Regions from separate parts of the Homo sapiens genome. Here region 2 is linked to region 1. The links are chromatin loops, found by intact Hi-C in ENCODE. Cell type or tissue: MCF 10A. All regions are shown on one strand. Links, peaks and the distances in the headings refer to the core of each region. The heading gives the core; the rest is flanking DNA.

Region 1 (15,253 bases), core at 3,754-11,753:
CACATAAGTTTGTTGACCCCTGTTCTAAAATATAATGCCCAACTTTTCAGAACATATCCCTGCTTATCTGTTCGGACTTGTCGGATAGTTACTCCACTTACAATACCTCTCCATTTTAAGTGTACTGAACTATTGGAAGTGCCAGGAAATCTACTACATTCTTGTGCTCATCTATTCCATCTCCAGACCACACTGTAGGTCTCAACACTCTATATTATCTAACTATTTTACATAATATATAAGAAAATGAACATATATCCACTTATAAGTCTTGATTCTCAAGAGCAGGTACAACCCATTCATTCAACACATATTTATTCAGTGCCCAAGATGTGCCATGCCCAATTTCAGGAGCTGGAGATAGAATGGCCACTGTGCTTGTAACACTTAGAACCAAATAGAAGACTATTCTCTCTCAATTCTGTGTTTCCACTGACCAAACCAGTGCCAGGCATGCTGTAGTCACCTAGCACATGTGTGAATGAATGAATAAATGTTTTTTAACTAGAATCACACTTTTATCATTATTTAATGCTATAAGCAGCAAGATGAAATTAAGGGTCAGACTTGATTCTATTCCCAGCTTTGACAGACAGGCAGTCAGGCAGTAAATAATGCTTAAGGACATAGAGTGTGAAGGAAAACTGCCTAGGCTTGAATTCTCCACCTTTGCCACTGGCTCTCTGCGTGATCTGAAGCAAATTATTAGATTGTTGTGTGGGGATAAAAATGTCCATCTTAAAGACATGCCATGTAGATTAAATGAGTTAGGGTTATAGAGTGCTTGACCAGTGCCTGGTACCTACTGAGTGCTTTATTAGTGTTGGCAATCATTATCATTGCCATTGTTATTGTTATCACCGCCCAAGCAAGGCCAAGTGACAGTTCTAGGAGCCTCATTGATAAAATGGGGACAACAGTATCTGTTCTGCCATGGGAATCCAATTAGAGACATCAGTGAGAGGACTTTGTAACCTGTGAAGTACTCTCCAGATGTGAAATGTGGTGATATCTCCCAGATGTGTGGGTGAAATCGTCACTGACACATCTGCAAGGAGCAAACATCTGGAGGCCTGGCATGCCATCATCTCAGCCTCTGCTGCCCTTCCCCCCTACTCTAGCTCCTTTCTCCACACACCTCTTTTCCCACCCAGGGGCAGCATGCCAGTTCCAAGGTTGCAGTGAGAAAAATAACATTCTTCTGTTCTCTGTCCAGTGTGGAAATTCCATCTCTTTGCAGTTTCCATCATGTCAGAGGTGCACTGAGGGTCCATTAAGGCTCCTTATGGGAAGGGAGGAGGGTGTAGAGAGAGAGGGAGGGAATGGGAATCCCTTTTACTGGGATTTTTACTAGTACCGCTAGATGAAATCTTTCCATCCAGTCACCAAAGCGATTATTGGGTCATGGCTACTGCTAGGAGGTGATTTTTTAAAAACAGGCTAACAGCAAAAGAATGCCTCATTGAATCAAAGTACATATCCATTGCAATTTTTTTTCCAACCATTTTTCCCCTTTGCTTTCCCAAATACAACAGTGTCTGGGTTAGTTCTCAAAGCAGTTTTGAATTTAAGGCTGAGACTGCTTTGTAGGGTGTCCCCAGAAGTAAGTCAACTGAGTTCAACACACATTTATTTTGCATCAACTTTTTTTCTGGGCACTATGCTTGGCAGTAGATGTCTGGAGGTGAATGGAGCATTGCACTGTAATTGTGGACTCCACAGACTCCGGGGGAGATAAGTCACAAAACACAGGGCTTTCCAACATGCTAAGTTAGGACTAACATAGAGGTAATCCGTGGTGCTTGGGAATTTCAGAGGAGAGGGCAGGTACCAAGACTTCATATTACCTGAACCCAGTACAGAACCAAGTATACATTAGGTCCTCCATAGGGATGTCATGAATAACTAAATGAGCTCCACCTCTGAGGGTTCAAGGAAGGCTTCCCAAAGAAAACTGTATTAGATCATGGTTGAATATATATGTCATGGTTCATAGGCTGCAAGAAGCAGCTACAGTTTGGCCCAAAGGAAAGTTACTACAAGTGTTTGAGAGGGCTTGGCTCATAGGTTTCAACCTGTGAGGGAAGGCTGGAGAAAGAGACTTGAAGAAGCCAGATCATTCCAGGGTCTTAGCAGCAAAAAGAGATAAAAAATATCACCCAGGCTCTACAGTTCAACACACTCAAGCTGTTCCTTTCTTGTATCACTCTACTCAAAATTCAGAGTGTTGGGAGTAAGAATCTAGTTGGCCACATGCAGGTCTTATGCCTAGGTAGCCTGCAGTGGAAGAATGTAACACTTTGATTTAAGTTCCACCAAGATCATACCCAGTGAAGCCAAGGTGGTTCTCTACTCCTTTCCTCCAAAAAGAATCAGGCATTGATCAGAAGAAATAACTGTTTCTGAGCAGCCAATAGAGAAATTGCTACTGTCCACTAAAGCAAGAGTTAGGCAGAAGGAAAAAAGCTGGCAAGAATATACATACCTATGGAAGCAGAATGGGATAAGGTATGGAGGTCCGAAAAAACAAGGGACAGGCAGGGAAATTGAAGCAGCTTAGGTATAGGGCATAAGACAAAAAGGTCTTATGAACAGGGTATGAATAGTGCAGAGCATGACAACGCTTAATCTCCATTCTGTACTGTGGTGTGAATGCAATAAGGCAGGAGGGTATGGAACCCAGTGCCACTGTTGCCTGTGTCATTGCTGCATGAAAATATTGTGTTATTTTAGCTCAGCATAACGAGAAGTTATATGACTGTGACATCCCCCTGATGTCAGGTGAATAGATTAAACAAGTCCAAATACTATTAACCCAATTACAGATGTGCTGAGTGGGATCTGAACTTGGCTTATCCCCAACTGGAAGTTTCACTTGGAAACTTAAAAGAAACAGGGGCAGAAAATTCTCATCCACACCCAGTGCACCATGTCCTCAGCCAACCACAGAAACCTCTGCTGCCCAATAGTCATCCTCTGTTCTGTTTTTGTTTGTTGACTTTGTTTTCAGTGCAACCCCTAACATCTTACGTAACAGAAAATAAGGTTGGGTGAGAAGCTCTTTCTCCTTAAATGTAGATTTAGGTTTTGTGGGAACTAATAGTGATGCCAATGGAATGAACAAGAGAAAAAAAAAAAGAAAAGAAAAAAGAAAAGGAAAAGCAGACCACAAACCTTTATGGAGCACTTACTGTGTGTCACATTCTATGCCAGGCCCTTTCTGATTTATTTATAGTGTCTTTCTTACAATGTCTGAGTGAGGTGGATACATCTGGTGATTCCTTTTTTTTTTTTTTCAGTGAACAAATGGAGCTCCAAGTCTGCTAAGTTTCCATGTTTGAGGAGGCTGAGAGTTGAAATCAATTTGTCTGACTCCAAAGATTAATATTTATTCTTCAGAATGTCTTCCTCCCTTAACAACTCCTTCTGAAGGTGTTTTGTTCCCCGTAACAAGGACCTGCATCTCATCTTGGTTGCCTGTCAACTTGTAACTCTAGTGATAGAAAGCTCATCATATTATCCTCCCCTCCCAAAAAAAGCAGCCCTTTATATGAACACTCCCTAAGCAAACCTCCTTTTGTCTTAACTCTATTCTCTTGACTCCAACAAAGGGGTGTATTCCTTCAGCTGCATACCTACTATTGCAACATCTGAAGATGGGGACTGGGCCTTGGTGTATTCTCCATGTAAATGGACAGACTCTGTGTGCTCTGGTTGGAAAGGCTCTTGGGAATCATCCATATTTGTGATTCCCAAATATGGCATGCATCAAAGACACCCTGGGAAAGTTGCAAAAACACAGAGTCCCAAGACGTAATTGGAATCTCAATGAGTGTGGCCCAGGAATCTGTATTTCTCCCCAAGCTCCCAGGTCATTTGGATGTTTGAACCCAGTTCCCCAAATTATATTGCATGGAAGATCAAGATCCAAAGAAGGAAAGAAATTTGCCTAGGGCTACACAGTCAATGAGTCATGCTTTTATTTTCTGAGAAAAAAGACCAGCCTTGATGATCTTTGCAGACAGCTCCTCTAAGACCTGCCTCTTGTTCTGCCCCAGAAAGGCTGTTCGTTGACTGTGGAGTTGAATAGCTTGCAAGAGAGTGAAGAAACTACGTCATCCTTGATCATAAAACCTAGTGAACTGCAGCAACCAGGCTGGTATTTGTGCTACAAAACTGCCTGGGGAGGCTAACCCAACTTGGCACTTGCCTTGATTTCTGAGAAGAGGTAAGGTTTTCCCCCTATTATTCTCTAACTGCCCAAAGGTCAGAAAAGCAGATGGGCCTGGGGTTACCACGGGGTCAGGAATGCACTGGACATAAAATAAAAAAACACTCTACTCTTGGTTCTGGCACCTTTATGATCTTGGATGGGTACTTTTTCATTTCTGACCCTCAGTCTCCATATTTATAACATGGGAGCATTGGCCTCTGGAGGAGTTATGAGAATGTTGCTGTAGAGTGACCATGTTTTAGGCGAGAACTGCATCCTAGTTTTCTCCTAATGGCATGACTCCAGGCAAATCACCTAAATTCCCTGAGCCTCAAGACTTGTTCTGTGAAATGGAAGTGTTGACAGCTACAATATGGTGTATGTATGACAAGTAAATGAGATACTCCAACCAACATGCTTAGCACAGACCCTGGCTATGGAAAGTGTTCAACAAAGGGCAATTGCTGCTCTGGTTGTTATTGAAATTTGTCCTTCTAATCTGAATCCCCAAGAGATCAGCCTCTCTGACCAAGGAGGAGAGTGCTAAGGCCTTACATTTGATTGGACTTTTCTAGTTCCTATACCCACCATCTCTTTAGTCCCTCAGTGGCTCCTTAGCAAATTCATGAATGAGCCTTTTGGTAGACTCCAAAGTGAGTTGGTCTGGGACTCAGAAGAAAGAAGCCCACAGTTTACTCAGGCTTGGAGATCCTGCATGAACACAAACCCATATCTCAGCCTCTATTTCCTCAACTACAAAGTGTTGATCAGGAGCCCCATTCCGGAAGACTTAAGTAAAAATGACTTTGGAACTGCATGGAGTAGTATGAGCACACATTTTTTGAGTATCTACTGTATGGTTTAACCTATGGGCCCTGGAGACATAAAACATAGCCCCATCCAGGAGCTCACATATATTAGGGGAAAACAAATATATAAAGGCACAATTAAAACCCAATGGGTTAAGTAGGAACATCACAGATATGTGGGGATTGTGAGAACTGAAAGGACGAACTCTTGTCCTGAATTTGGAGCTATGGTCAGAGCAACTTTCCTAGAATAAGTAACACTTCTCCTCCAGGAGTTTGCTCTGTAAACATCCTCCTCTTCCACAAATATATATAGTTGGTTACCCTCTTCTTTTCCAGTTGCAGTCCCGAGACATTGAAAAAACAATTAGTAAAGCTGAAGGATTCTTCAGTGAAGTTCTTGTCCAGCTAACCTCTTTATGAAGAGACACCGAGGGCAAGACTAGGGAGAAACTAGAGTCCAGCAGCCTGTTAGTGTCAGGACTGGGTCCAGAATCTGAATTCTGAATTACCATTTGGGGTGCTTGTGACTACCTAAACTGACAACCTCCCCAGTCTCCCTGTTTCACACACACACACACACACACACACACACACACAAACACACACACAGAGGCATACATGCCTCCCTGTCCAGCAGAGCACACCTGTGGCCCCTTGCCCTCCCCTGCTGCCAACTCTTGTAAAACAGGAAAACAGAACAGCTTGGCTTTGGCTATAACATGTACAAACACTTGGAGCAAAGTTTCCAAAGGGAGACAGACAGTGAACGCCTTTCAGGGTCTGGCAGTTTTATGGGCAGAGGCCAATTAAAAAGCATACCCCCACACAAAGCCCGTGGGTTTTGTTTGGCTGTGGACTTCTCTCCAGGCCCCTTGTAGGCTGCATTGACAGCGCAAATTGGAAGGACCACTGTTCCTGAGGGATCCTGGACATTCACAGTGCTGCTGGGGGATCTTCCTTCAGGATTTCCTCATTTGAGCCCTGACGCCCAATTTCAATGGGTTTTAGCTATGGGCTAGGTCCAGGGCAAGGCTCCAGGGTTCAGAAGGAATTCTAACCAGACCATGCCCTTGTGTTGCTCATAGTCCTTTGGGAAAGAATGGCATTGAGTGAGGAAAGGGCTAAAATGAAAGTAGGGAGTCCCCACTGTGAGACCTCAGAGAAGAGTTATCAGCTCCTCTGGGAGAAGGCAAAAGGCCTCAGGAAGCCAGTGGATGACATTTAGGGTGGATCTGCCCAAGCTGGAACTCCACTCCCACCAGAGGGAGAACACATGCAAGTGATGAGAGAGGATGAGCGAAAGGCATTTCTGAGACTTTTGTGTGTCTGAAGAGTAGGGAGTTGAGTATAAGAATTACAACAATTAACATCTGTAAACTGCATGTCACATGCCAAGTGCTGTTATAAGTATCTAATGTAAACTGACCCATTTAATCCTGAGAAAAACCTTATGGAGGACTATTTCCTTTAAGTAGCAGAGAGAAAAACCAAGGCATGAACAGGCTGTCACCTGCCCAGGGCTACCGAACCATCAGCAACCCATGGTTTGTGTGGTCAGGACAGGGACTGGGGTTGACTCTTGGGCAGTACAGTTGGCTGGGAATGTGGTATTGCAGAAGAAGCTGAGACTTAGGGAACTCCAGGTCTCCATGCTCTGCTGCAACCTGGCTGAGGCTGTGACCCTCTCTAGACTGGCCAGAGACAGTTATCCTGCTGTTGTCAATCTCAAAGGGAGGTAGTGAAGATAAAAGAGAGATTAAAAGTGCTCTTTGTACCTGAGTCATCATCTGATATAATGTTTCACATCCATGACACATAGATCTCCCCTAGTGTGGTGGGGGCACATGGATAACCCAGGGCCCACAGAGGGTGAACGGCTTGCTCAAGGTCACATAGCAGCTCTACTTCAGGAGCAAGACTAGACCAGAGGTCTCTACCTGAGGAGACAATAAAGCATAGTAGTTAAAATTCTGGAGTCCAGTGAGATCTGGATTGAAATTTGGTTCTGCCACATACTAGCTGCCTGAGACCAGAGAGTTTCTTAAATTCCTTTAGGTTCATTTCCCATATTTTTGAAAGAAATGATAATTTATAAAGTATATGAAATGATGTTTATGTAAAGAATATGTCTTATGGTAAGCAATCAATTAAATAATGATGGTGATGAGGATGAGGATAGTGATGATGAGGAGGAGAAGGAGGAAGAGGAGGGAGAGGAGGAGAAGGAGGGAATTCAGCACTATTTCTATAAGTCCAGTATTTTACACTTCCACAAAATTCTACACTACTTACGTAAGCCCCTTGCTATGGTTCCCACACCTGCATTTGAAAGTCATAGCACATTTGTGCATAATTACACTCAGGGCCATGAATGGTTTTCACATAAAGCTAAATTATATTCTTGGCTCTCTGCTGTCCCAATGACTGTTTCTGCATGATGCAAATCATGCCTCATCCATGCACACTGTCCGTTGAACCCATGTGATTCATCATTCACTTCATGCCCCATCTAGTTCTGCCCAGTCTAACACTCAGTCAGCAGTGGGGAAAGATAAAACCCAAGTCATCAGGCTTTGGTTAGCAAATCCTATTGAGTCAACTTCCTTGACACCTCTCAGATCCAGCTTCATCATTGCAATGGCCATAGCTCAAGCTTCCTCATCTTCCTCCTAAACAATACCTATAGTCTCCTATCTAGTCTTCTTCCCACTCTCTCCTCCCCACTCTCCTACTCTGCACCCAGGAGGGGCATTTGAAAATGCTTATCTGCCCATGTCACACCTCTGCTTTCAGTCCAGTGCCTTCCAATGGCCAATGTGGTCTGGCTCTGACAACTTCTCCAAACACATTCTCCATCTCCCTGACCACACCAGTTGCTCACTATCCCTCAAATATGGCACACTTTTTCATCAATATGCTAGTCTCTCTGTCCCTCATGCCCTTTTTCTACTACTGTACTTACTAAACTCTTATAAATCCTTTGACTATGAAGGCTTTCCTGATGATGACTTGCCTTCCAATGGCAGAGTCCATTGCACCCACCCTTTCTCATGTAAAGAAGTCATTATAGGCCTGGCACAGTGGCTCATGCCTATAATTCCAGCACTTTGGGAGGCCGAGGTGGGAGAATTGCCTGAGCTCAGGAGTTCAAGACAAGGCTGGGCAACATGAAGAAAAATTACACTACAAAAAATTACAAAAATTAGCTGGGTGTGGTGGTGCACGCCTGTAGTCTCAGCTACTTGGGGGACTAAGGTGGGAGGATTGCTTGAACCTGGGAGGTTGAGGCTGCAATGAGCTGTGTTAGTACCACTGCACTGCACTCTAGCTAGGGTGACAGAGTGAGACTCTATCTCTTAAAAAACAGTCATTATAATAACTATTTACTAAGAACTTTTGTTTTCAAGTACACGATGGCTTTATATACATCATCTAATTTAATCTTCCCAACAGTCTTGAAGTAGTATATTTATCCCTTTCACAGATGAGAAAAGTGAGGCTTAGAGAGGTTAAGTTAATGCCAGCTAACCTGAGCTTATTAGTTAGCAATGTCTGTTGAGTTTGCCTCCTAAATTTCTCTTAAAGGTTGGCCCTGCCTCACTGTAAATTGCACAGCCAATATTTAAACCCAGATTGGCTTGACTCCAGAGTGTCTGATTTTATCCTGCTGTATTTAGTTAGCTAAATTCTGGGAGTTCCTTAAGGGGAGGAGCTGGATCCTGTTCATGTTAGTACCCCAAACCTGGAAATCAGTACTCTGGTATTGGTTGGAAGTTAGACTTAGTTTTTGACTTAAGATGGAGAAGGGAGGCACTGCACTTAGTAGCCCTAGCAGGTAGTGTGCATACACAGTGCTCATCATTTGGAATTACTTTGTCTGCTCAAGTTTAGATCTCAGTATCTCAATACCATCACTTACTACCTACAGGATTTGGGGCAGGTTATTCAGTCTGCCTAAACCGGAGTTTCTTGAATTGTAAAATGATCGCCACAATAGCACATGACTGTTTTGCTCATGGTTAAATGAGATAAGTATGTAGAGCCATCGGTATGAGGATCCCTTAAATGGTAGTTACCAGCATTTGTCTGTAGTGCACACTTTATCACGAAGCCTGCTGAGAGAAGATAATTCTTGACCATCCAGAAGGATGAGGTCATTTAGGGGTGATTTCCTATGCACCCCTAACACACACATCTGTGTGTTCACAACTTCTCTATATGGTGGTGAAGACTACATGAGAAGTCTCATCCTTGCCAGCATATTGTGACATGAGCTTCCCTGGCAAGTTCCGTGGCAGTGCATGGATCAATCTGGTCATGCAGAGGCCAGGGCACCATACCCAATAGCTTCATTTACAGGTCAAGAATGTTTCTTTTTTTTAACGACACACTTCTCTTTGGGGGTCTTGTTATTGCATTAAATTCCACCATGGTGACCACTTCTCTTTAAGTTTTTGACACTAGTTACAATTCACATAGCTGACAGAGCTGAAAATCATTAATTCTTTCTTTTAATCAGAATTCTCTAGGTCTTTCCCAACCAGATTTTCCTGGATGTCTGCCCAAGACTCACAGTATTATGCATATTGTCTCCATCAGGAGAAAAAATAAAAAATAAAATAAAAACACTATACATTGCATTGGATGCATGTTAACTCCCTTATCATTCAAGCTGGGAAACAACCCCTTGAGGTGGGACCAGCATTGACTCCACTTTGTTGATGAGAAACCTGATGTCAAGTTACTCCCTTAAGGGCAATAGCTGGTGAATAGCAGTGTTGTCAGATTCAAACTTAATCAGGCTCAGATCACCACACCAGCACATTGAGTGCTGTAATTTTCTGCAACTGTTGAGCTAAATTGTTCCTCGGGTTGGGTCAAGACAATGGAAAGCAACAGCAACCTGATAGCTCTCTGAAAACTTGGGACCCAGGCCCAGCAAACTGATAGCTCTCTGAAGGCCCATGTATACCCAGGAAGTGGTATACATGAGAGGCATTTAGAAGCTCCACCTGTATACTTAGAGAAACATAAACCCAATAATAGTAAACTTCCTGAAAGAGTGCCTTAGAGCTTAGATTGTGAGAGGTTGAGAAGCTTCCCAGGCACCAAGGTTGGAAGAATCTCTTTCTGCTTTGTTTTCTTTTGTGTTACCCATTTTCCCCATATGGATTGAAGTCCTGGGGAAAAAAATGCGCTCAATATGTAGGTTATCAGGAAGGGGATTGTCAATCTCATCAACATTTGCCAAATTGAGAAGTAGGCATGGTTTTTTTCTTTTTTACTCACCACTACACAAATGAGGATAGGCATATTTTGAATGGCTTATGTTTTATTGATATTCAGTATCTTTTCCTCTTCTGAAACCCCACAGTGCTACACTCTCTTCTCTTAACAGGTGTCATCTTTGCATTATGATATACCTGACCTACATCCCATCTGCTCAAGCTAGGTAGCTTATTTGAGCTAATATGAGGGTGTTAAGAATTTATAACATCTCTTCATACTCATTACCCTCCCAGGGAAGGGTACACTGGAAGCAGTGCAATTACCATTTAAAAGGATATTTCAATGATACCTCAATAAAGCTGTTTTAAAAATAGATAAATAAAGGGAGATTCCAGTGTTGGTATGTCACCCCCTAAGCTATCATCACCTCCTTCATGGAAAATGACAATGGCACCCCTCTCTTTGGGGCCTTCTCCAATCCATCCTTCACCCTGTAGTGAGAATGATTTTCTTAAAGAGTAAGTTGACTATTTAGTCATATAAATAGTCATGGATGCTTCAAGGCAGCATCAAGCTTCTTGCCCAAAGCTTCCAATGCCTTGCCAAGCTCCCAGCCTCACCTTTTAACACTTCCTATTTTGATCCCTACTCTTAAGGAAAGTTTTCAGTCCTTGAAAGAGGTGTACTGTCTCTTGTCTCTGGGCTTTTGTTCATATCTCTTCTTCCTGGAGCAAATTCCATCTTTTTTTTTTTTTTTAAGTTGTCACCTAGGCTGGAGTCCAGTGGCTCCATGTCAGTTCACTGCAAACTCTGCCTCCCAGGTTCAAGCAATTCTCATGCCTCAGCCTCCCAAGTAGCTGGGATTGATTACAGGCACGTGCCACCATGCCCTGCTATTTTTTATTTTTTGTATTGTTAGTAGAGACGGGGTTTCACCACATTAGCCAGGCTGGTCTCAAACTCCTGGCCTCAAGTGATCCACCTGCCCTGGCCTCCCAAAGTGCTAGGATTACAGGCATGAGCCACTGTGCCTGGCAAGCAAATCCCATCTTTTTCACCTCTCTGTCTGGCTTATTTCTACTCATCCTTTGGGTTTAGGTATCACTTTTTCAAGGAAGCATTTCAGGAGCCCTCCAGTGTGTCTCATGCTCTAACAGTGAGTGCAAAGAACCTCCATTCTTCCTCTAGCACAGCTTGAAATGACCAGACTCCTTCTCTATAATTTCCACTGGGCAATAAGTTCCCTGAGGGAAGGAAGCTTCTCTGTCTTTAGTTGCATATGCTCTGTGACTGGCACAGGGTAGATACTCAATAAGTGAATAAACAGAGGTCTCTCAAGCACATTCCCTTGGTAAGAAATACCACCCAAGCAGAAAGAGAGACAATAGGAATTTTTAATGCATGGACAGGCCTGCAGGGACTCTGGGCAGACCCACAGGTAGCAGGAAGAGGCAGGGTCCCACAAACTCAATAATGTCCAGCAAAAAAGAGAGAGAAGTCCTTAAAGACCCATGCTTCCTCACTGCAACCATCCTCAGAGCTTCCTTCCTGGTGCTGAAGAGGTCAAAACTGTCTCCTCTAGGGGTCAGGTCAAAACTGTCCCTCCATAGGTCTCCTCCAGGGGTCCATGGCAGGAAGAAAGCAGAGTGTGGCAGGAAGAAGGAAGAAGAGCAAAGGCCGCTTGGTCTCCACCTGAAAACTTCTGCCTCGGGATTGACAGCCATCCATAAGAAAAGGTTTAAAAAGGAGAGACTTTTGATAGAGTCAAATAATATCTTTGAAAAAATAAAAGATAGAGAAAAATGAATAATTCCATTGGTTACAAAGGTCTCTGTCCACTATCCACAGGAGAAACCGTTTGCTTTGGCCTTGCTGGCAAGCTTCATCTGCTAGGCCCATCCTCAGCTGTCCCCCAGCCCACCCAGGCCCCAGGATCCAGGAGAATACTGCTCCCCCTCCCATGGAGAGTCTCTGTGCTCACGGAGGGCAATACCCTCCCTCACCGGCCCTTGGACTCCCCGTACGTGTTTCGGGCCATTGACACCATCTTCTCCTCACACGTGATTTTGGTGTCCTTGAGGATGCTATACCACACCATGCCTGCAGGCCGGACCTCCTCGCTGCGGCAGAAAAGATAGGGCACTGTTTCCACGCGGCTCTGGATGTAGGCACTCCGCAGGAGGCTGGAGCAGTGGCTACTCACCCTCTCCAGTCGCCGTAGAATCAGGTGGGCCTTCCTGAAAGGTAGGATGAGACAGCCATGATTAAAGAAGTCCAGATCAAGAGTTAGACCTTTGAGGTAGTAAATGTCAACAAACAAATGGTAACTTCTCCCAACCATTTCCTATCTACTCCAGATTGGAGTGTGGTACTTCAAACACTGATTCAAAAATTGCCCTAGAACCTATCTTCTTCAATTGTGCAATGTGTTAAAAAATGAAAAAGAGGTAGAGCCTTTAACCTAGTATTTTCACTTCTAGGATATGGGAGCCCTAGGAGTTCAAAGGTGACCAGCCTTGGACTCTGATCAAATAGGTATTATTATAATGATTAAAAAGCAACAAGAACAACCAAAAGTTATTGACACCATATGCTAGACACTGGGTATGCATTTTACATATATTTTACATTTTTTATTTAGCCTTTATAACTATCCTGAATGTATTGTCTACCCCCTTTTAATGGGTGAGGAGCTCAAGCAAGGCTCAGAATAATGACATTACTTGACTAAGGCAAACATCGAGTCAGCCACTGGAGTTGGGAAGAATCTAAATCTAGGCCTGACCACCCACAGTCCCTTTCTAACTGTCTGTGTTCTCACTTCATGAACTATTTCACACTCTTTTCTCTCAGTCTGGAAACTTTGAAATCTTGCCCTTTGTGATTCCCTTTCATCAAATATATATATATATATGTCCCCAAATCAGAACTTTTCTGTGTCTCATTTTTTCCCACCTTTAAAAAAGTGATGATGGTCTTATCCTCAAGTTAAGTAAGAGAAATGCCTAATGCCTGGTATAGAGCTCAGAGTAAGCTTCCAATAAATGATAGCTACTCTTATAAGGGATTGCTGGAATGCGCCCTCAGGATCAAGGTTATGCTGAAGACCAGCCTTACCAAGAATTATTCCGTACTATGGAGGACATCATTAAGAACTTATCTAGAGCCCTATATCCAGCACGAGAGAGGGGAGCTGGGAGAGATCTGATGGCTGCACAGATAAATAAAGCCAGGAAGGATTCTTGCAATCACCTAGTCCAGGGTTTTTCAAAGGTGGCATTATCGACATTCTGGGCTGTATATTTTTTTGTTGTGGGAACAATCCTATAGGACATTTAGCAGCATCCCAGGGCCCCACCTACCGCCAGTAGCACCCTTGCCCCGGTCGTGAAGTGTGAAAATTCTTTAGACATTGAAGAATTTTCAATAGCACTCTTGCCCCAGTGAAACTGTCTTTAGACATTGCCAAATATCTTCTGGGGGCAAAATCACCCAAGTTGAGAACCACTGACCTAGTCTGACCCACTTTCATTAAAAATGTGGAAACTGAGGCTTAGAGAAGGAATAGAATATCTTTATCCCAGGTCACATTACAAGTCAGCTTCAGTGTCAAGGTGTCTGTCTCCATGTGGAAACCACTTTTCTCTGCATTCCAGCATCTTCAAGATGCCAGGCACCCTGGGAGGCTACATGAGAGGTTCTCTCTCCTGCTGTCCTCTCCATGTCCCTCTGATACCACAGGAGGGAAGGAGTTTTACAACAACAGACCCCACAAATGGGAGACTGTGTTAGGCACCTGCATAGCAGCTGAAAAAGGACCGAGCTTATGTGTATACATTTTGTGGGCACAATTTATGAGGTGCCTTTCAAAAAGTCCTCTTTGTATAGTTCACCACTTGGGTGGAATATTTCCTGAGGTGCCAAGAATTCATCACTTCATAACCACACTCTATCCACAGTCCTCTTTCCCCTCGGGCAAGTGCCCCCCCCAAGAGGAGCCTGAGGAGTTTCTTTTCCATTCCTTCTCATTTGAGTTCTGGCTTCATTCTTTAATAATTCTGTGTCCTGGGGACATTTACTTAACATCTCTAAATCTGTTTCTTCATTTGAAAAATGAGGCTGTTGTGAAGTTGAAGGAGATAAAGTCATTTCTTGCTGATTTGTTGAGCATTTATTATGTGGCAGAACTTCTGGTAGAGAAGATGGACAAATGGAGATGACAATACGAATGACAAAAGCAATTATAAAAGAAGTCACGAGAGCTGTGTGAAGACAGAGGAAGGTACTTAAGTAGGATCAAGGATGTCCAAGTAGGCTTCCTATTATAGTAGTAGGGAAACATGTGTTGAGCCTCCTAAATGAATAGGAGTTAGATAAAGAAGAGGAAAAGGTGGCCGGGCACGGCGGCTCATGCCTGTAATCCCAGCACTTTAGGAGGCCAAGGCGGGTGGATCACAAAGTCAGAAGTTCGACAGCAGCCTGGCCAACATACTGAAACCCTGTCTTTACTAAAAATACAAAATTTAGCTGGGCGTGGTGGTGGGTACCTGTAACCCCAGCTACTCAGGAGGCTGAGGCAGGAGAATCATTTGAAACCGTAAGGCGGAGGTTACAGTGAACCAAGATCGCGCCACTGCACTCCAGCCTGGGCAACAAGAGCAAAACTCCACCTCAAAAAAAAAAAAAGTAAAGGTAAAAGCATAGAGACAAGAGATGCATAGATGTTCTGAGAATTTATGGCTACAATACAGTGTACTAGTGGGGACACAGTGAAAACTGGAAGGAGCCATAGCCAGCCTGTTGAAGCCTAGGAACTAGGGCAGTGGTTGTATGCAGTAATGATACAACCACAGGCTCCAGAACACCGACTACTCAGGTTCAAATCCCAGCTCAGCCACTCACTCTGTGTGATACTGAGTGAAGTGCTTTACCACTTGTCCCTCAGTTTTCTTACCTTACCCACAAAATGAAATAATAACTGTATCTACCATAAAGTGTT
Region 2 (15,253 bases), core at 4,726-12,725, 130 kb after region 1:
AAGAAAATAACTGATAATATAACATTTTGGTATATACTCTTATAGTCATTTTTTCTTGAACAGATGGACAATACAGAGAGTGAGAAAGGGTCTATAATCTTATGAGCCACTGCAAGTTCTACCCAACCTATAATGAGAGCAGGCCCCAACACATGGAACACTGGGCCCTTGTTGCCATGGTTTTCCTAGTTAACTCTATTGCTTTAATCATAGTTAATTGGACTGAGAGTAAAAACTTAACCCAAGGTGATCCACTCACATTTATTGCCCAGGAATTACAGCTGATAGTACTAAGGTACCAGGAAGATAGGCAGTGGATGAAACACTGCACCAGATTGGGGAAGTGACTCTAACCATGGGCAGATGGAAGCAGAGACAGAACAAGGCAAGAGCTGATGGGCCCTCCAAAGACTGAGAGAATAGCACATGTGGTGTCTAATAACTTCTCAGATTCTGTGTCTTCTTGATTTATAAGATTTCCCCTTCAGCTCTCAATAAAGACATCCACATCCCTAAAACCAGAAGTGCTTTAATTATATACCATTTTAAATTAAATTTTTAAATTTTAAGATAATTGTAGATTCATATGCAGTTATAAGAAATAATAGAGAGAGACCTTGTGTACTCTTTACCCAGTTTTCTCCTGTGGTAACATCTTGCAAACCTATAATTCAATATCACAGCCAGGATACTGGTATCGACACAGTCAAGAAACAGAACATTTTCATTACCACAATTATTTCTCATGATTTTTTTTATAGTCACACTACTTTCCTCTTGCTCCTGCTCCACATACTATTTTGTAAAATGTTTTCTGCAATAGTAATATTTAAATGACTGTCTTTTATTTCCTTTTTATTAAACATTATTTAACTGAACCCTAATAAACACCCTTACATGTAAATCTTTTATAAATAACTTTTCTTAGAATAAGCAAATTCTCTTGATACATATTGCTAATTTGCCTTCAAGAAAGTTTGACAAATTTACATTAGCACCAACAAAATATTTTTAATGAAATAAAAAGGTAACATAAACTTTTAGTGGTTTATAAGATCTTCTGAGATCCATCATTTACAAGGGTGCCTAATAAATTCTGCCACTTCAATTGAGCAAGTTGTTTTAAAATCAGATCAGTTCAAGTTAATATGTTTATTACTTTTGGTCAAAGATCATTGCAAGGGTATTAGAAAAAAATATAAATTCAATGTTAACTTTAAAAACAACTTAGAAAAACCTGAACAAAGCCAAGTTATATATATTCTGGGAAAAAAATAGATTACATTTTGGAGTTACAAAAGAGAATCATCAGTCCCATCCATCAAAATGTTGTTTTAAGACTATTATTTTTGGCTGGGTGTGGTGGCTCATACCTGTAATCCCAGCACTTCTGGAGGCTGAAGTGGGCTGATCACCTGAGCTCAGGAGTTCAAGACCAGCCTGGGCAACATGGAGAAGCCCTTCCAAAAATACAAAAAGTAGCTGGGCATGGTGGCAGGTGCCTGTAATCCTCCCAGCTACTTGAGGGGCTGAGGCAGGAGGATTGCTTCAGCCTGGGAGGCAGAGATTGCAGTGAGCTGAGATTGTGCCACTGCACTACAGCCTGGGTGACAGAGCAAAACTCTATCTCAAAAAAACAAAACAAAACAAAAGACTATTATTTTTGGTATAAGCTTGATGTTCACCTTTGGAATCATCCAGCTGAAAAAAAAATCATATAGTATCTTGTTGGACAGAAATATTTTTGGAACTCTCTTTTAAATTGATTATAACCTCTACTAGATAAGCACCCTAAAGACCATCCGGCACATTTTTTGGTTGGTTGGTTGTTTTTGCATGCATAGAAAAAATTGAAAGAAAATGAAGAGAGTTCTTCATAATCACAGGTATAGAGATTATAGCATAAGGGCAGTCTGATTGCTTGAGCTCAGGAGTTTGAGACCAGCCTGGGCAACATAACAAAACCCTATCTGTATGAAAACTACAAAAAAAAAAAAATTAGCTGGGCATGGTGGCGTGTGACTGCCGTCCCAGCTATTCTGAAGGCTGAGGTGGGAGGATCACCCAAGCCTAGGGAGGCTGAGGCTGCAATGATCCATCATTTTACCACTGCACTCTAGCCTGGGCAACAGAGTGACACCCTGTCTCAAAAAAAAAAAAAAAATTGTCAGTCTAATACACACTGTTGTTGATCATGGTGTACAGTAGTTTTGCAACAGATTGCCATAAAAAAAGTTTAACATTCATTAAAAAACAGGAGTTCCACAAGGTAAAATAACTCACTGCTGTGCCATATCCTGTGTTGTTCAGTTGAACCAGTGATCCCTTTCAAATTATAATCCCTTAAGATAATAGTCTTTATTTTCCTTGTCCCTCTCTCCAGTGGCCTCTTTTGAAAAGTCGTCCTCATCCACAGATGGTCAACATTATGATGGAATTTTGTTTTCCTCTCATGTGAATTTGGAGCTGATAGATGCTTCTCAGCTCCTTGCTGGGACCTCACTGACAAACCCGCTGGCCCCAGAACTACTTGTGACATCAGGATGACGCTTGTGAGGTTCCTGTTGGTATCTTCTGCTGAGCTACAGGGCCCAGTGGACAAACACTGATGAGAACGTGAAGTTCAGAATTCGTTACTGCCCCTCACAAAGCCTATGTGACCGGGAGTAGATGACTAAACCCTTCACTGTCTTTTCTCCTATTAGAACATAACATTGTCTAGTTCTAACACAGAGAACAGAAAATGAGTTAGCAATGTCCAAATTCCCTGCAGAAACACTTGGGAATCGACTGCCAAAACGACCTTCTCTGCAAATTCAGGGGTTACACTCAAAACTCTCCAAGGGCACTTAGTGGCTGACATACTAGTATTCTATGATGAATCAGCCCTGAAATTTGCACTGAGACAGTCATACTAAGGAATATGCAGTGTCTGGGGAGAAATGAGGTATTTGGATGAAAAATGGAGTGTCCCCAGATATTTGGGGGAGGAGATAGGAGCAACCCAGAAACCCTCCATGTCTAATCAAGTGACTCATCTTGTGACAGCAGTCCCCATCCTCCATTCCACCTCACCAAAAAAAGATGTTTTGCATCGAAAATCACCATTCACAAAGAACACAAGGTGTCTTAGACATGATAGTAGTAGGTCTTTCCCTGAAATGCTCCACCTTTGCTCCTTTAAAATTTTTAGCAGTTATTTGCTATGTTTCCCCATGCCAGAAAAAGAGGAAAGGATGATTTGGGTTCTTCTATTTATGTAGATGTCACGTGCTTTTGACAGTTCCATCACATTTCTGACAGTTACATATTTTTATTCATGAGTTATTTGATGGATTGGTTCTTTGGGGGCATCAGAAGTTTACACTGGAACAAAGTTAAGGACATACAGACCTCATACTTTTGACACCAAAGGTCACACTTTGGATTAGGCGCTAGGGGCCAGGCCTCTAGACCACAGGAGCAAACACAACAGCAGTTTTTCAGAAGCCAAATCGGTGGGAAACAAGGCAAAGATGAAGCTGAGAGAGATTTTTGTGGCTGTTTTAAGGACATAAAAAGTCATGAAGCATAAAAAGGCCTCATAGGGATTCCCCCTTATTCCCAGCTGCAGAAACATTCTGCCTAGCTCATTTTGGAATCTGAGCCAGAAGACCCTTGGTGAGAGTGCCAATGGCCTGCTCCTGGCCCAGCTACCTGCTCCCCTGTATGCCTTAGAAAACATGGACAGGCCCGGCTCCTCCTCAGCCTTGGGACAGTTCCTTCCAGCTTCCCAGCCAGCTTCCCAGAGATGTTCTTGGACTGCACCAGCAACTGCTGGCCTAGAGTCAGTCCAAGTGCCCAGATGTGCCAATGCAGAGCCAGGGATGCCAGACTTGGCATGGGGGTCCGCCTGCCTGGGGCCATTGGCTTGCCTCAAGAAAATAGAGTTTGAGAGGGCCTGGAGTTTCAGCCCCTAGATGGGGCTGGGTGCCAGTGGTTTTCTGTAATTACACATGGTCCTAAAATGTGTTGTTCTCAAAATTGGAAAATGAACTGTGGATTGGAGTCTCCACATGTACCCACCATTCTATACAAAATGCTTCATTTGGGAATATTCAATTCTTTTTCATTTCCTTAAAGCAGTCATTTTTCAAACATTTTCAAAGCAGTAGAATCCACCTTTCCAAGAAACCTTACACATATATCCCACAGGGAAACCGACGAGATTGGGGCTTACACACCCTACTCCATTAAGCAATTTCATTGTATAGCTTGTCATCCCCTGAGGTCTAACCACAGTTTCCTTAAGCTTGCAGAAAAACTTATTTGAAAGCAATAGTTTAAGAAGTTTTAGAAACAAATCCATTCTTTCTTAAAATCCAATGTTTTCATGACCAATTTTTAGCAGAAAAAAAATAAGAAAATTCATATTTTTTTCAGTGTCAAAATTCATTCAACAAACATTTTCTGAATATAGGGTACAAGCCAGGCACTGAGCTGGGCATTGAGGATGAAGAGATGAAACACAATTCTAGCATCTAAATAGACCTTGGTTGGTGAGTGGCCTTGGGAAAGTCATTTGCATCTCTCTGAGTCCCTGTGAAATCATGAAGGAAAAAAGTGCTAACAATGTGAGAACTGATGATTATTGTCATATGGACTCTTCATTTTACACTAAAGGAAGTTGAGTTCCAGAGTGGGATATCAGACTCAAGGCCCAGACTTCACTTCTGGTCTCCTGACTTCCAAGTGAACAGTGTTGCAGCTTCCCTGACTGCAGTTATAGGAGAAGACAGGGAGGAGATAAAGATGAGAGTGCCTCGGGAAGAGCAGGGATGGAGGAGACAACCTGAGTCTTCTGATCCAAAGGTAAAAACTGAAGATACTGAGTATTAGATGATGGGGCAAAAGGACTGCAGAAGTTGGGTATTCAGAGCCTCATAGAAATGACGTGAAAATCCAATATACCAGTTTGGTATACAATGAGTTCCCATTACAGATGACATTCCTTATGGTTTTCACAGCATTTACACTGCCAGTATCATATTTAACCCTCCCAGCAAGCATCTAGATAGGGTAGGAGGGACATTGTCCCCATTTCAGAAATGGAGAAACTGAGTCTCAGAGATGTAAGCTGACTTGCCCAATGTTGAACAACTGATAAGTAGCAGAGCCTGGATACCTTAGTGAGTCAGGGGCTATGAGTTCTACCCTTTCTGTTCCAGTTGAGTAATGTATTGAGTTAAGAGATAGGCATGGGTCTGAATTCTGTCCTAGGAGTGTGAAGATGGAGTGACATTGAGAGAACTGCAGAAGAAAGGGACTTGGCATTTATGGAGCATACACCTGTACCATCATATCAAAATGCAACACAGCTATTGCCTCTTGGAACATTATAATAGAATGGGGAAATCAAGTATATAAAGAGGTAAATAGCATCTAGGGTCATGAGTCCTATACCAGAGATATGCACAGGAGCTTGTTTAATGATTATAGCAACCAGGTAACAGACTTTTTACTAAATTTCCAACTCTCTGATGAGAAAACTGCGACTCTGAGAGTCCAAGTAACCAGCTCCCAGGTCATGCAATCAATACATTGAGGGAGCAGGCGTTGAACTCTTGTCACTGACTCCAAAGCCCTCTTTGTACTTTACCCAGCTGCCCGCAGCTTCTATGAGAGTGTCTGCAGGCACGCCGGCTGGAGGGGGTAGGAATAATATTATTTCATTTATGTTTTATTTATGTGGTGGTGTGATATTTATCTAGCAGCTTTCATCTGGGAAATGTGAAGTGTTTTATAAACAGGTTCTTATTTTTTTCTCCCTCCCCTTCCACTCCTCCACCTGAGTACTTAAGAACCAAAGAGGTTTCCAGAGAAGACCAAGGTCACAAGGGTGGACAGATGTATATGGGATGGTGGTTCCCCATGTGTGGATGCAGCTGTGTTTGGTGATAACAGCAATAATCTCTTAGATTTGTATATCCCTCTGTTGTTTACTAACCTGTTTCGTGTCCAACTTTTATTTGATACCCACACCAGTCATGTGAAATTGGCAAGACAAGCATCAATTTACAGAGGAGGAAACTGAGGTCCAGAGAGATCAATTAAACTGTCTAAAGTCACATGGCCTGACATAAAAGTAGTGGAGAGTCAAACTCAGGTCTGCTGATTCATACAAAAACAGTGTTGTGTAATGGCTAAGAGGCTGAACTTTGGAATCAGGCTGAATTGAGTTTGATTCTGATCTCCTCTGTGCCTTCAGGGCTATGTACCTGCGGTGGTGGACTTCATCTTTCCAATCCTACTTCCTTATCTGTGAAGTGGGCAAACCAATCATTTTTACCCCAGAGAGCTGTGAAGAACCTGTATCAGTTATACAGAAAGTTAAAGAACTTATCGCAGTGCCTGGTAGGTGGAGATCTCTCAATAAACAGCAGCTATAACTAAGATCCCAACCAAGGTCTCTTTCCACTATAACCAGTGTCTGAGAGGAGGGCTTGGAGCTCACATACACCTGAGAGGGTCTATTTGCAGGCAGGTCAAGGCGCCCGGTTTACCTGAGCTGCCCCCCAAGCTGAGGTTCTGTGTCCCATTCCCTCCCCTCCAGGCATCAGCCTCTGCGTGGGGTGCATTCTCAGGCAGGCTGTCTGAGGCAGCAGCTGCGGGAGGCATACACTCCCAACTCACCCCCACACACCCTGCCCACCTGTCTCCACTCCTTGCCTCTGGCAGCCCCACTTTGCCTAGGAGAAAAGCAGCAAACCTGCGTCCTCAGGTGCTCTCCTCTTAGCTCCCCCACCCCAGGATGCAGCCAAAGAAAACCAAAGCACTCTGTTTTCTAAGCCGGAGCCAGGAGCGATTCCCGTAAGGCACTGCCTGGCTTAATGGGGCTGTGTCTGGGCCTTGCCTCTAAGCCAGGCTCTGGCAGTCAGGAGGCTGCCCTCCTGCCTGGCTCCATCAGAGGCCGTGGCATTTGCTTAAGGTGATTCAAAGTCGAGGCCAAGGGGACAGAGATGGCAGGAGGCTTGGTTCTGGTTCTGTCTGTACTGACTCACAGCATGACTCTGGACATGACCCTGACCAGCTCCAGGCCTCAGTGCCTCTGTCTCTCTACCTTTACTAAACGGCAGCTGCTTCTATGTCAGTAATTCTTTACCCTGGCTGCATATGAGAATGACCTGGGGGAGGGTTTTGTTGTTGTTGTTTTGATTTTTTGAGACTGAGTTTCACTCTTGTTGCCCAGGCTGGAGTGCCATGGCGTGATCTCAGCTCATTGCAACCTCTGCCTCCTGGGTTCAAGTGATTCTCCTGTCTCAGCCTCCTGAGTATCTGGGATTACAGGTGCCCCCCACTATGCTCGGCTAATTTTTGGTACTTTTAGTAGATATGGGGTTTCACCATGTTGGCCAGGTTGGTCTCGAACTCCTGACCTCAGGTGATCCACCGGCCTCAGCCTCCCAAAGTGCTGGGATTATAGGTGTTAGCCACTGTGCCCGGCCTGGGGAAGGTTTTAAAAATGAACACCTGTGCCCCATCCCCATAAATTACCATTGAACTGGCTTGGTATAGGGGTCTGGGCAGCAGTACTTTTCAGAAGCTCAATAGGTGATTCCTGTAGGCAACCAGGGTCTAGATCCATGACCCTAAATAAATGCTGAGATCCCTGTAAGCTTTTGCATTTAAGGATTCTATCAAAGAGATAAAGGAGTAAGAAACAGAGACTTCTAGAAGGAGAAATTCTGATGGGTTTTGGTCTTTAAAGTATCATCAAATTAAGTTGTCTCATTGGACAGATGGGAAAATTGGGGCCCCAAACTAAGGGATGAGTTTAAAACCACATAATGAGCGGCTGGTGGCCTGGTCTAGAACCTGTGTCATCTGAAGCAAACCACAAAAATGTCAGTAATAAAAAGATCAGAGGAGGAGGAGGAGGAAGCTGAAAATAAAGAAAGAAGGAAATGCAAAAAAGGGCAAATAAAAAATGAAAAAAAAAAAACAGAAGGAAGTAAAAGAAAGGAATGGGAGGTCAGGGAAGAGAAAGGGGTAAAACGTAGAGGGACAAAAAGAAATAAAAGCCACAACTGAGGCACGAGCAACTCGGATAGTACCCTGTGAGTCAGGGCAGCTCTGAGCCACACTTGGCTGTACAGTTCGTATTTGGCAATTGCAACCCGGGCAAGAGCTCTGATCCCAGCTGGGGCCCCAGGCCCAGGGCTGGAGCCTGCGTGGGGACGGTCTGACTCACAGCTGCTACTTCCTCACCCTGTTTCCAGCCTCTTGCTCAATCCAGGCAGGAGGCAGGATAGATGCTCTTTTGCAAGGTGATCCCAGCCCAGAGGGCCCTGCAACCTTTATGAAACGATTCTGGTTAGGTGTAGGAAACAAATGGGGCAGCAGACCCTGTACTCCCAACATGCTGAACAGCAAGATGACTCCCAAAGCGGCCAGCCCTTTCCTGCCTCCAGGCCTTTGTTTGATGCCCATTTCCACTGGAGTGCCCTTCCCCACAGATACCCTGCCTCACATGGCATCTGAGGCCTCCCAAGTCTGGCCCTGTAATATCTCTCTACTCATGGTTCCCCTCCATGCTTTCTACACTACCCATAAAGCCATTTATTAAAAGTAATGGCAAAAACCACAATTACCAACCTTAAGACATTTACTACTCCTCACCTTTGCTTATGATGTGCTCACTCTCCTACGCAATGGAACCCACAGGCATCTTTCAAATCCCACAAACACACAAAAATCCCACATGAAATGTCCCTGCTTTAATTCCATCTTTCCAAATGGCTTTCTCTTATCACTACAGTCAAAATCATTCTCTCTCTTCTACAACTCCACATCAAGTGTTCAGTCTGTCCCCTGTAATACTTAGCACTCTGACTCTTTTATCTCAGACCACAAAATTGGAAGTTCTACGTGACCAGATTTACATCCATATAACGTCTCTGGGCATAAACTGTGAACTGTGACAGATCTGGGTTTCAATCTAGCTTCCACCACCTGCTATCTGTCTGCTTCAAAGCACAGTATCTTCATCTGCAATATAAACCTGTCAATTTTACCCTGTATTATAGTTTTAAGTATTACTAGCAATAATACAGGAGGAGTATCTGGAACATAGTGCCAGCTTTAAAAAACAGTTACTTTGCTGTTGTCATGAGTCACCTATGGGATTCCCTATGGGATCCTGTGCTGGGTCTGGCCTGGAGTGGTCTTCAGAAAATGTAGCTTACATTACTCAACTGAAGCTCAGTTGCTCTCTGAAAACAGTGTGGGCAAGGTGGGGATTGGGAGAGGAAAAGGGAGAGAAAATAAGAATGCGTCCAACAGTGCTGCAATATAAGGATGTTGTTCTGCTCTTTTACTCGTGAAAGAAATGAAGGCTGGCAGATCTACAGCAACTTTAACACTCAAAAACTCATTCCCTCCTCCTAATATCCCTGAGAGATAGGCAGGAATTCCTGTCCCTGACAAATGCAGAAAGATCCAACCTGATGCAGGTGGGTTGGGACAAGGTAAAGTTAGGGCTTAAACTCTCCTGCCCTTTAGAGGCCTTGCTGTAAGACTCTGCTGCCTGCTAGGAGAGGAAGCAGTCTTGGCTCCCGTTATGAATAGATGTCAGCCTTTTGGCACAATGCAACCCAACTGTCAGCCTAAAGGAAGCCGCATGTACTCAGGGAAACCCTGTCTGCTCTGCCTTTCACAGGAAGCCAGGATGTGGAGCCAGGAGAGAAGGGGCATTCAAAGGGCCTGGGAGACCCTTGGTGAAAACAATCAGTTGGTTTCAACATCCCAGAGAGATTCTCAATCAGGGTGAGTCTCAAATATTAGTAGACATAAAAATCACCTGGGGAGAGTGTAAAAAAATAAAAATTCCCAGAAATTCTGGTTCAGTCATTTTGGGGCCAACCTAGTCATTTGCATTAATCAGCATGCACTCCCTGATGATTCTGATATAAATGAATCACATGTTGCAAAATGCTTTAGCCTGTTCCCTAATCTAAATCTTATCTCTCTCCTCTCAGCCTGGTCTACCCCTCCTTCAGAATTACCTTTTACTGAGAACACTGAGAAAATCAATGTGCATATCCCATTCCCTTTATTCTGCCATCACCCATAATTTCTTCCTGTCCTGTTTCATCTGGGCCGTATAGACTAGGAGAGGGATGTTTGAGAGAGTAACAGCAACCTTCAACCTCTATAAAACCAGCTCCTGCCCTTCCTGACTCCTTGGGACTCAGTTCTATCAGTTACTGTATTTCCTTTCCTCTGGAATTGCTTCTCCTCCAATCTTTCCCATTTGGGGGACTGGCCCCAACATTCAGAGTCAGTGGTCTTGGTTAAACCCTCTGTGCCTATATCCGCTCTGCCCACTGTCTTTTCCTCCAGCACCCCCTACAACACAAACACACATCACTCATAACCCATGGATCCCACCTCTCAGTACCTCCATCCTCACTGCCATCATTCTAGTTTAGTCTTCATTTCTCCCAAAAACACTGTAGTTCAATAAGGCTAGAAAAGACAGTATGAGAGGGTAAGAAATCAAGCTGGAGAGTGCGGGAGCAGGAACTTTTAGTCTCAGATTCTCAGGAAATAGGAAGAACTGTGAAGAATTGTAGGGGAGGTAGAGAAAAGGAAAATGCTATCTAGCCAAATTTGTAGCTCTATCCATAATGATATGTCCAAAAGATTCTGAAGTAGCCTGCCACATATACATATACATATACATACACATATACATATACATACACATATACATATACTTAATTGCAATAATTTTCAGATAAAGCAAAGGCATCCATGAAGACTTTGCTTCCTTCTTCTAGTAGCTCACAGAGACCAAAGTTGGCACACAGCACTCTCCTAACACTAAAGACTCTACAACTCCTTCTTCATGGGATGTGTGAAAGCACAGAGAGGTGAGTAAGGTGTTTTTTTAGTTAACTTCCTTCCCATGCCTCATATCTGTTACATAGAAAGGGCATATCACTGGGAAAATAATGTGTTTTGCTCATTTTATTTATTTTCTTTGAGAAAATTGGTGTCAGAGTTAAGGGGGATAAGTGTTTTTCATACTCTTTTATTTAAACATAGAACTATTTATTCCTAATAAAATCTCATGGGAAAACTCAACAGGTAAAGGTAAAACATTCTGCTAGTAGCAGGAACTTAGTAGGCTCAAGCTCTCATCCACTAGAATTTGCCTCTCTCAGTGATTCCTGGGGTGCCTCAAAGTATGCCTACAGTCTAATAACATCATTTTGAAAACTGCTGAGCTAGTCCACACACATTATTTTGAAAGGAGAGAAGGAGAGACTTATCAGAGCTCATATATCAAGTCACAGTGGAACTGGGATTTGAACCCTTGATTCCTGACTCTCCTCCCAGTACTCCACCAGCTAGATGACTCTGCTATGTGTTCTGGGGTAAAAAGCCCAACTCAGGAGTCAAAGCAAAAATAAAGATCCCAAGGCCTGGTGCCCTAAAACTTGGCATCACCAGGGATGAGGTTTGGGGCCAGACACTCTGATCTAAGCTGCATGGGCACAGTCAGTGGACGTGCACAACCTCTGCAGGGCAGTCAAGGGCTTTTCTTGGGATTTTATGGCTTACAGTGGAAATCCATTAAATTATTAGTGTGATGAAGAGAATGGGAAAGGTTGCAGCAAGGTTGGCTAGCAGGACTGAAGGTGAAAAGACTCACTACAGAGAAAGTTCAGGCAGCATCAGAGGATGAGGCCAGGTAAGACAGAGAATTGAAGGCTTCCCCTGGCTGCATATCTTAAAAGATGTCTGAGTTAGGCTTAGGCAAAATCTCCTCCTTAAGAGCAAGTTCCCCCTTCCTCCTCTTTCTTCTTCTTTTTTTAATGGTTTGCTGGTTTGAGGAAGATTCTGTGGACCTGCAGACGTGCCAGGGAAGAAGCCAGAAAGTCTACCTTTGACTCTAAAACAAGAATGGTCGATAATCACTCGGACCTCACTTCATTTTAGTTTCCAAATTAAAAATAATAAAAAGGTGCAACTTTAGATGTTTATGGCATTCACCTCTAAAGAGCCCTAGCGGAGGGAGGGAAGTCCAGAGAGTACTGGCCCAGTGGTCACTGCTTGTTTTCCTTAACTTTTCTCTTCTGAACTTCAATTTCCCTTCCTCTGTTATGTCACTGTTATCCTCGGCAGATATTTTCTGCACAGAAACGATGTGTCCAGGACAGTGTTAGGCTTTGCAATGGAACAGAAAACAAATGTGAGAAAAATATTCCACTCTCAAAATGTTTATAAGCATGTAGCTCTGAGATGTAGCAGAAAGTGCATTGGCTTGGGGATCAGGAAGACTTGAGCCCAAGTCGAACTTTTACCTTCCTAGGCTGGTGTGATGGATAAATCACTTCAGCTGGGCCTCCACTTTTCCATGCATGAGGTAGGGACCACAGCACTTACCTAGCACACCTAGCCACATTGCCAGTACTCAACAAAGGTTATAGCCTCTTTTCCCTCTCTTAGACAGTCTGGGAAAGTCAAATTTGGGGTGAACCTGTCTTTTGACTTTCTGACCTTAGGCAAAAATTGAAGTTTTAGAAAACTGCTATGGAAGGACAAGATATCAGCCTCCAAAGGGTCTTCTATTAGCTATGGGTGGATGCATCTAAAGGTGTAAGTTGTTCAGTGAGCATTGAACGAATGAACGAATGAATGAATGTATGAATAAATGAATAAATGAACAAGCTACCCACAGTCAAAGTTCAACATGCCTGTGACTTATTTACTTTTTAGTTTTTATAATTTAGCACAGATTACCTAATCACTTTATCACTATAGTAGTTACATTAGTTCACTTAACTCTCATGTCCTTCTTATGTATGATGGAAAAATATGCAGTGGTAGATAGAATGCTGAATATGTATTATCTCTCGTAATGATACCACAGAGACACAGTGTTGCTGTGAAAAATATGTATAATATTTTTCTCAAGAAAATCCTTACCTATGAGACCCTATACGTGGAAGGTGAATTGTTTCCTTCAAAGAGGCAACTTGGTGGATGTTAAGAAGACAGGGAGGACCCACTTTGGGATCTGGTGTCAAGAGTCTAGTCCTATCATTGTCACAGGTTTGCTGTGATCAGAAGCCGGTCCTTTCCATAGTAAAAATCATTCTATTGTGTTACATGGTATTTACGAAAGTGTGGAACACATCAGAATCAAATCATTTAATGCAAAGGAAGCCTCCCACACTTTCTAATTTTCTTATAGTGCTTCAAATTAAGTCATGAAGGATGGCTTGTTTTAGTGCTAATATGTCCTTGACACCTCTGTAACATTCGCCAGCCTCCCTTTTTTAGAAGAGAGAGACCAAGGCTCTGGCTCAGAACATTCCAGAGGCAACAGTATCTGTCTAGAATTTTATAAAATTCTTTTGTTTTCACTGTATTGATTTTTAGAGTTATCTTCTATTTATGGCATGTAATCCTGGTTTTCCATTTACCAGTAGTGTTACATATTTCCATTTTGAAATCATTGATTTTAACCAAAAATAAAAAAAGAAAGAAGAAAAGAAAGAAATGAGTCAATTTCAAGAAAAACACATTAAGTTAATAATATCCCAGGTATGGCAAAATTGTGAAGGTGATGCTCAGATGAGATGCAGGAGACACTGTGCTTGTTGATTTTCCAGGGTCTTTCGAGGAGGGAAACTGTGAGATTATCTGTGCACTGCAAACCCTGAAACTGCCAGCCAGAACATTCTAATGGAGATTAAATGAACTTCAGTTTTCATGACAGCTTCTGGGAAAATTAGTTTGTATAAAGTGATACCCAGATATTCATGAGCAACTATTATCTTTAATTGGTGCTTGTAAGAGAGAAAAACGGGTCTATAGAGACTGAAAAGGCTAAAGTGCCCTTTAACTTTAGAGGCCACAGAAAACAGCCCACACTGCCCAGAGGCCACCCCAGCAAGAGGCTGAGGGCCTATGTGTTCTTCGAGCTCCCCCAGTCTGCGCCTCTCTGCTCCCTGGCCAAGAAGAGAGACAAGGCCAGCTGCACAGGCTGGCCCACTTTCGCGCTGCTGAGATCTCTGAGCCAAAGTGAGCTAGGGGCCCGGATTCAGGCCTCTTCCCCTGCTCTGTCCCCACTCTCAGTTTGAAATATAGCAGAGCAGGAAGGTGAAACCAGGACAACCCTAAACTGTAGAGAATGGGTTTAAGTGAATGGGAATGGGCTTTCCTCTCCCGACTCTGTGCGGTCCACCTCCCCACCCCGTCCCCACCCCAGGCCATCAGAGCTCACAGAAGACCTCTGGCTGAAGCTGACCTCTGGGAAAGCTATTGGATAGTGCTCTGAAGTCACTGACAGAAAGGAGGATATCCCAGCTCTGGAGAAGGAAGGAAAGGATGATGGATTTTTCCATGGATTTAACATTCACTGAACAATAAATGGGGTCAGCTGAACTAAACAAACAAACAAAAAAAACCACACACACACACAACCCTGCATCTGACAGCTGAGTGACAAGAGCTGCTGGCTGTGGACTGAGGATAGGCCTCGGGGTGCAGAGGTGCAGAGAGGGAGAGATAATTATTCAGGATAATTAGCGTCTTGGGTTAGAGGCTGCTAGTTCTGGGATGCACATGTGTGAGTATACTGACCCATCATTTGCATGCATCATCAACTCACAGCATGGCAGCACCAGACTGGGCAAAAATAATTGGCATTCATCCATCCAATCCTCTCTTCAACAGCACTGCATTCAACACTTACCATGTACATGGCTCTGTGCTATGTACTGAGGATACAGTGGAGAACAGTTCAGACACTGTCCCTGCCCTCCACGTACTTCATCTTCCAGCAGGAAAGATAAAAATATGAATAAATAATTGGAATGAAGCACGAGGAGTGCTCTGAGTTGAGTGCTCAAGTCCTACCTCACCTTTGGTAAAAAGCTTCCAAGAGACTGGGAAAATTTTATTTATACTTCTTTGTCTTGAGTTTCCTCACTGGTGACAAAAGTTGGGGTGGAGGAGAGGTCCTACATCCATGGTTTTTAAGCTGTAGGGCTCTTTAAAAGTGCCCAGAGGGCTGGACATGGTAGCTCATCCCAGCCCTTTGGGAGGCTGAGGTGAGAGGATTGCTTGAGACCAGGAGTTTGAGCAGCCTGGGCAACACAGCCAGACTCCACTTAATTTTTCGTAAATAATTAAATAAAATAAAAGTCCCCAGAGGCTGTTGAGAAGGAGGCTTCAACCAGATCTCTAAGCCACCTGT

What was found. Hi-C counts contacts between places; a loop is a spot of excess contacts. Peaks named below come from ENCODE experiments on the same cell type or tissue, not always from the same donor. Only the 100,000 strongest peaks of a DNase experiment are listed, where the experiment ranks them.
Region 2: it touches region 1 in a loop (13-fold over the local background); 3 of 110 quality-filtered maps call a loop at or near these places.

What each region holds. Positions count from the first base shown.
Region 1 is chr9:116,413,598-116,428,850 of GRCh38, forward strand. It overlaps ASTN2 (astrotactin 2), which reads right to left. Exons shown (of 23, transcript NM_001365068.1): 23 at 9,515-12,491. The coding sequence ends at 12,254. Among named protein-coding and RNA genes, the nearest start is that of PAPPA-AS1, 21 kb to the left of the region's middle. RefSeq lists a silencer at 9,134-9,390. In MCF 10A, for the core only: no CTCF peak of the experiment used is centred there; a DNase peak (open chromatin) is centred at 7,534.
Region 2 is chr9:116,541,290-116,556,542 of GRCh38, forward strand. All of the region lies in intron 19 of ASTN2 (astrotactin 2), which reads right to left. ASTN2-AS1 (ASTN2 antisense RNA 1) reads left to right here. Exons shown (of 12, transcript NR_033973.1): 3 at 2,384-2,552; 4 at 4,460-4,538; 5 at 4,663-4,851; 6 at 5,260-5,410; 7 at 6,025-6,145; 8 at 6,248-6,393; 9 at 9,698-9,804; 10 at 10,821-10,913. Among named protein-coding and RNA genes, the nearest start is that of ASTN2-AS1, 45 kb to the left of the region's middle. RefSeq lists enhancers at 6,041-6,335, 6,446-6,615, 9,589-9,758. In MCF 10A, for the core only: no CTCF peak of the experiment used is centred there; DNase peaks (open chromatin) are centred at 6,182, 6,842, 8,212 and 9,622.